Regions from separate parts of the Homo sapiens genome. Here region 2 is linked to region 1. Evidence: chromatin contacts called from ENCODE Hi-C data. All regions are on one chromosome and are shown on one strand. The core of a region is the stretch at or near the end of the contact, and the rest is flanking DNA. Distances in the headings are between cores, read along the strand shown. Region 1 overlaps N4BP2 (NEDD4 binding protein 2). Region 2 overlaps APBB2 (amyloid beta precursor protein binding family B member 2).

Evidence for each region. A loop is a pair of places that touch in the nucleus more often than their neighbours do. Pooled maps may share reads with other maps.
Region 2: a loop to region 1 is called in a map of CD8-positive, alpha-beta T cell, with 6 times the contacts of the local background. The contact joins two enhancer-like sites. A Hi-C loop is called at or near these places in 1 of 168 maps with a recorded cell type or tissue (CD8-positive, alpha-beta T cell), 2 of 37 single-sample maps with no recorded cell type and 11 of 50 pooled maps.

Annotation. Positions count from the first base shown.
Region 1 is chr4:40,151,447-40,154,304 of GRCh38, forward strand. N4BP2 (NEDD4 binding protein 2) reads left to right here. Exons shown (of 18, transcript NM_018177.6): 17 at 1,334-1,457; 18 at 2,746-2,858. The coding sequence ends at 2,791. Among named protein-coding and RNA genes, the nearest start is that of RHOH, 44 kb to the right of the region's middle. Within about 2 kb of position 1,390, at least 4 of the 41 ENCODE cell types and tissues checked have a DNase peak (open chromatin) inside an H3K27ac peak, as active enhancers do.
Region 2 is chr4:40,839,375-40,842,435 of GRCh38, forward strand. The region is part of intron 12 of APBB2 (amyloid beta precursor protein binding family B member 2); the gene reads right to left. Among named protein-coding and RNA genes, the nearest start is that of NSUN7, 91 kb to the left of the region's middle. RefSeq lists enhancers at 1,215-1,304, 1,325-1,424, 1,576-2,077. Within about 2 kb of position 1,762, at least 7 of the 41 ENCODE cell types and tissues checked have a DNase peak (open chromatin) inside an H3K27ac peak, as active enhancers do.

The DNA.
Region 1 (2,858 bases), core at 140-2,639:
TTTTCAGTAGAGATGGGGTTTTGCCGTGTTGCCCAGGCTGGTCTTGAACTCCTGAGCTCAAGTGGTCCACCTTCCTTAGCCTCCCAAAGTGCTGAGATTACAGGCATGAGCCACTGTCCCTGGCCAATGTAAAACTTTTATGCGTAATATAACATATGTAAAGAACAGTGCCCAAAATTATAGGTATATAGTGCAAAAACTTTGTAAAAAGTTCGTAAAAAGGTTTTACACTATATACCTAGAATTTTGTGCACTGTGAATACCTTTGTGAAGCTAGCACTCAGTTGAATTTTGAGCAACATATTGCTTGAAGTAATGGATGTGGATTAGAGATGGAGATCATAGACAAGGAATTAGAAATGCAAGAGCAACATATTCTTTTAAAATTCCAGGCTGAATATCATCTTGGAGATATGATACTTGAAAAACCATTTGTTTGTATTCTATTAGGAGTATTAGGACAATTTAATAAGCAGACCGTGGAATGTTTATATTTTGTGTGTTTTAAATTTATTAATTCATCTCATTAATAGTTTTTTTGTTGTTTTTGTTATTCTGCTACAGCTTTTATTAGTTTTCAGGATTTATATCCTTGATTTTCACAAGGTCATTTCCAAAATGGAACTTCAGTATTTTAGGAGGCTCAGACTCCTTTGATGTTTTAAGAACTATCTATCAGGAAAAGTTTGTTAACAATTGATTATCTTTAATAGTAAGACTGCAATCCAGCTGTGACTAGTGGATTTGCTAATAGCTATTACTGGAAGATAATCTATAAACTAGTTGCTATCATTATCCCTTTTTCCTGATGAGAAAATAGGCACAAAAGAAGCTAAGTAACTTGTCCATGGTCACACAGTCATTTAGTGGCAGAGCTATGATTCAGAACAAAGCTTGATGGCTTTAGAATATTTAATTAACAGGGTTGTTGTGAAGATTCTTAGTTAATAAATATAAGCCACTTAAAGCAGTACTTGACTCCTTTTGTATAGTAATTGTTAGGTATCATTAATGGTATTATTGCCATTATCATTATTTCAGGGAGAACTTCTGGTAGTGCACAGAAATCTCTTCCCCCATAAAGGAAGAAGTCCCACCAAATCTTTTGATGGATAGATTACAATGAGGCTATGTGTTTTAAAACATACATCTTAAAACATTAATTTGGGGGCTTTTTGAGATAGCAAATCTGTCTTACTATTACAGTTTTGAGATGGCAAACCCCAAAATCCTCATGAAAACAATTTCATGTGCTTGAGTAGCTAAGGTTTACGTTTTCTATTGAGAATGTAAGATAAATGAATTTTAACTCCCCTGATTTCTGTTGTAACAGAATTTAAGCAGAACGGTGGGAAGCCCTATTTGTCTGTGATTACGGGGAGAGGAAACCACAGCCAGGGAGGAGTTGCTCGCATCAAACCAGCTGTCATTAAGTACCTCATAAGCCATAGCTTCAGGTGAGTGTAGATTTCTGTTATTAATAATGGCAACTGCCCATATAGATCTTTATCAGATATTTCTGTGAGTATAGATTTCTGTTATTGATAATAGCAATAGCCCTAATATAGCTAGGTAAATAAACACTAATAGCGTACTCAGAACAATCTGTTAAAATAGTTAACTAAATTTAATCATCTGATTTCAGCCACAGATTCATGCTTAAATTATGATATAACTTTCCCTGCTGGATTTATGTTGTCTGGTAAACCAGAAATAAGGAAAAATGTGTTTGTTGCCAATAATCATCTGATAAAACTTTCTATCATAAATTTAAAGTTCTAAAAGAAAGTAAATATATTTGTTTCTTTGATAATATGCAAAATAATTAGGTAATATGTATCATACTTTAAGATTTGCTATTATTCTTTTGAAAGGAAATCAGTATTTGTGGATTTTGGATGGAATTGGGTGGCTTCTATTGAAATATAGTTATAATTTAGGTACGTTTAAACTTTAGCAGAAATGTTCAGTTAATATGAATTTATTTGTGTTTTCATAAGTTAAATGCCATTAATGACCTGTGTTGACAAACATGAAATGTTCTTTTTCATTAAGTGATAATTATTTAATAACAGAAAATGACAAGAAAGTCAAAGATGAAATATCTGTTGATGGATAGATTTCCTGCAGATGTGTATCATTAACTCCTACCCACCAATTTCAGTGTAGCATATTTATTTTATGCCATGTAATAAGATGTTATTTGGCTACATTATCGAAAATGATAGCATAAGTTATGAGCATAAAACAGGTGACATCAGGGTTATTTTTATAAAAGGAGTAGTTAGACCAGAACATTATGTTGAGATTAATTATCTATTTTAGAGACTAGTCTTCCTTTAAATTCTCTCCGGATAGAGTTGAAAGCATTGCATGGCCAGATTAATCAGACTTACCTGATATATCAGAGATTTCTTCTTGGTGCTTTCATGATGCACCAAGGACTTTATTCTTCCTACAGCATACTCTTTTTCATAAAGGTAAAATTCAGGCCTCACAGGTTTTGACAAATCTTAAGTTATACTAAGTCAAGAGCAACCTCCAGCTTTAAGATTGTATTTGTTTTGACCGTAGATAAAAGGAACACAAACCTAGATGTTGGTCTTGGATATTGACTTAATAAGGGTCAATACTTTGGTAGTAAATATTATATTAAGCGTAGGTACTTGGAATTGATTACAAGGTATATTCCTTAGCTAATTTGAAATTTTCATCTTTAAAATAACTCTTTTCTCATTTCTGCAGGTTCTCTGAAATTAAACCAGGGTGCTTGAAAGTCATGCTAAAGTAAAATAAACATCCTTGAATTAGAAGTATGAAGGTTTGTAGGTTAAAATTACTTTTATTTGCAGTAATTC
Region 2 (3,061 bases), core at 512-3,011, 690 kb after region 1:
GGCAGGAACTCACCTGTCCTTTTCTGTTAAGAGTCACATTACACTCAATCTCTCACCAATTCTCTGTTGTTGGGATTCCTTACCAAGTATCCACAATTTGATAACATCTTTCACATCAATCACAGTTGCTCAGGTCAAATACATGGCATGTTTTATTGAGGGAATTTGTGAAGGCTGGCACATGATAGGCATTCAATAAATGGTAGGTACCATATTATAAATGAGGAAAAAGAAGTCAAACAAAAAGCCTACTTTGAAATACTGTCTCCTTATCCATGAGGGATTTTTCTTTTTTCTTTTTTTTTTTTGAGGTGGAGTCTCGCTCTGTTGCCCAGGCTGGAGTGCAGTGGTGCCATCTCGGCTCACTGCAACCTCTGCCTCCCAGGTTCAAGAAATTCTCCTGCCTCAGCCTCCCGAGTAGCTGGGATTACAAGCGTGTGACACCATGCCTGGCTAATTTTTATATTTTTAGTAGAGACGGGGCTTCGCCATGTTGGCCAGGGTGGTCTCGAATTCCTGACCTCAGGTGATCCGCCCACCTCGGACTCCCAAAGTGCTGGGATTACAGGCATGAGCCATTGCGCCTGGCCCCACGAGGGGTGTTTTTTAATAAATATTTGCACTCATATGAATTATACTAAGACTTGCTAAAATGTACCCAGTGACCCTTCCCTCCCAGCTTATCTTTCTATTGATGCTATTGCAAAGGGCAGGTCCCATCTGCAAATAAGGATAAGACAGCAGCAAACGGATTGGATCCAAACATCGCACTTCTGGCACTTTAGGACAAAGGGCTTTCTCTCCTCTTTGTTTCACCTGTGCAGGGCCTAGCATGAGATCCAAAATAGAATTCAAAAGGTAAGCCCACATGAGAACACGGTGTAATTATAGGGTTCCTGGGCTATACAAAAATGTGGGTTGTTGACAGTCTGTACAAGGTCTGGAGGAAGAATGAGTCCTGTTTTCAAGACTGGATGCTTTTATTTTCTGACTGCACTTTGAAAAAATCTTGTTTTGAGAGTGGGAGGAATCAGGAAGCGAAAGTACGTAAGAAACTTCATCTTTCCAGATGGCCAATCCAGAATGACCCCCCGCAAAACACACACATGTAAGACTCTGGTTTTCTGTTCTTTTTAACCCAATGTCACATGTATCACATGCAGGCATCACTAATTTCACAAAGTTCAGGCTCTCGCTTGGTAAGCTTAACTTACTTTCTCCTTCTTTGCAAGCTTAAAAAGATGCTAAGTTTTTTAGCCTCCGAAAGGAGTATCCCAGGTACTCGTCACCTGGGTAAACACACAGGCTTAGCAGGGAATTCTTCACCAGGCACGCTCATGAGACACAGTGTGTAAATAGCAGATCTGAAATTCTACCACCTGCAATTATCGAGGTGGCTTGGGCAAACTAGAATCTGTAGCCCTCTCTAGAACAGGGTCCTGGTGTTAATATTCAGAGCAACTGCCTCCCAGCGAGGACACTCACATAAACAAGGAGGATAGGAACTAGCGAACACCTGAAAATGTCCTCCCCATTGACTCTGATGGGACTGGCTGTTATTTTACATGAAGGAGCTCACATCCACATGCACAGCCCTCATCCTCCAGAACTTTCCACCACCTGCCCCCGCCAGGGTCTCCTCAAAGTGATTTAAAAAGTCAGTGAAACCTGCAAATTCTCCTAATCACACTCTCTGGAAGACCAGCCCTGCAGGTGTCACCGCCCACTCTATGCTGTCTCTCCCTCTTAACCACTGGACTATGACAGCAGCACATCACAGGGGAAAACAGCCACCAGCAGAGGGCAGTCACAACACCAGTGTGGCAGGAAATACCAGCTGAGGACTCATCACTTCCAGCTCCCAACCAGGCAGGGAGGTTACATGACACCAACTCCGACACAAAGAGGAGATCTGCCTTCGTGTCTCTCCGCTTTGCCCAGCAGGAACCACCATCATTCATTCAAGGAGAATTATCTCCAAATTCCCTTATTCCATCAAAAGTGGAGTTTTTATTAAGTGGTAGAGCTATGGAATCATGGAGCTTAAAGTCCCCAATCAATCAAACGGGCAGGCGGACATGCAGAGCATTGGAAAAACACAACTGAGGTCAAAATCTCTTGTTTCATAGGTATGTCTTTTCTGTGGTTCTATCCTTCTTGTGGTGGAGAGGGAGGACCATATATTTTGGCTAATAATTGACACTGAAACTGAATCAGTGCTTCTGGCTAGGCTAGTAGCCTAGTGCCAACCCTTACCAATCAAATTCTAGAGAATATGTAATATAAGCACTAATATTATTTATTTATTTATTTATTTATTTAGAGACAGAGTATCCCTCTGTCACCCTGGCTGGAATGCAGTGGTGCCATCTTGGCTCACCGCAACCACTGCCTCCCAGGTTCAAGTGGTTCTCCTGCCTAGGCCTCCCAAGTAGCTGTGATTACAGGTGCCCACCACCACGCCTAGCTAATTTTTTGTATTCTTAGTAGAAATGAGATTTTGCCATGTTGGCCAGGCTGGTCTTGAACTCCTGACCTCGAGTGATCCACCTACCTCGGCCTCCCAAAGTGTTAGGATTACAGGCGTGAGCCACCACGCCCGGCCATGATATTAATTTTTCCAGAAGCATGAAAAGCCTCCTTCTACAACATGGCACATAACCTATTTCCATCACATTCACTCCCTGCCACACTGATGAGATTTTTCTCAGTCGTTAGTGAGTGACCACATTGGTGTTAGACTTAATCACTCAGCCCATCACCTTCCACAACCAGGGTCAAACACAGTAGAGAATGAGGAACGCAGATGCAATTCCAGACTCTGTTTTAAATGCTGGTGATAAGAGGCGAAACAAAACAAAACAAAACAAAAGTTCTGCCTTTCAAAGACAAGGATGGTTGTGAGGATGGCAATGCGACATGAAGAAAGCAAGTGAGCTTTGCCAGACACGTTAAGACACCACGAAGGGGGGAGAAGTGAAAATCGGCCGGTTACCTCTCTCTGAATCCGGGAAGGCGTGAGGGAACAGAGCAGAAACAACACGTTAGCATTCACACGGCA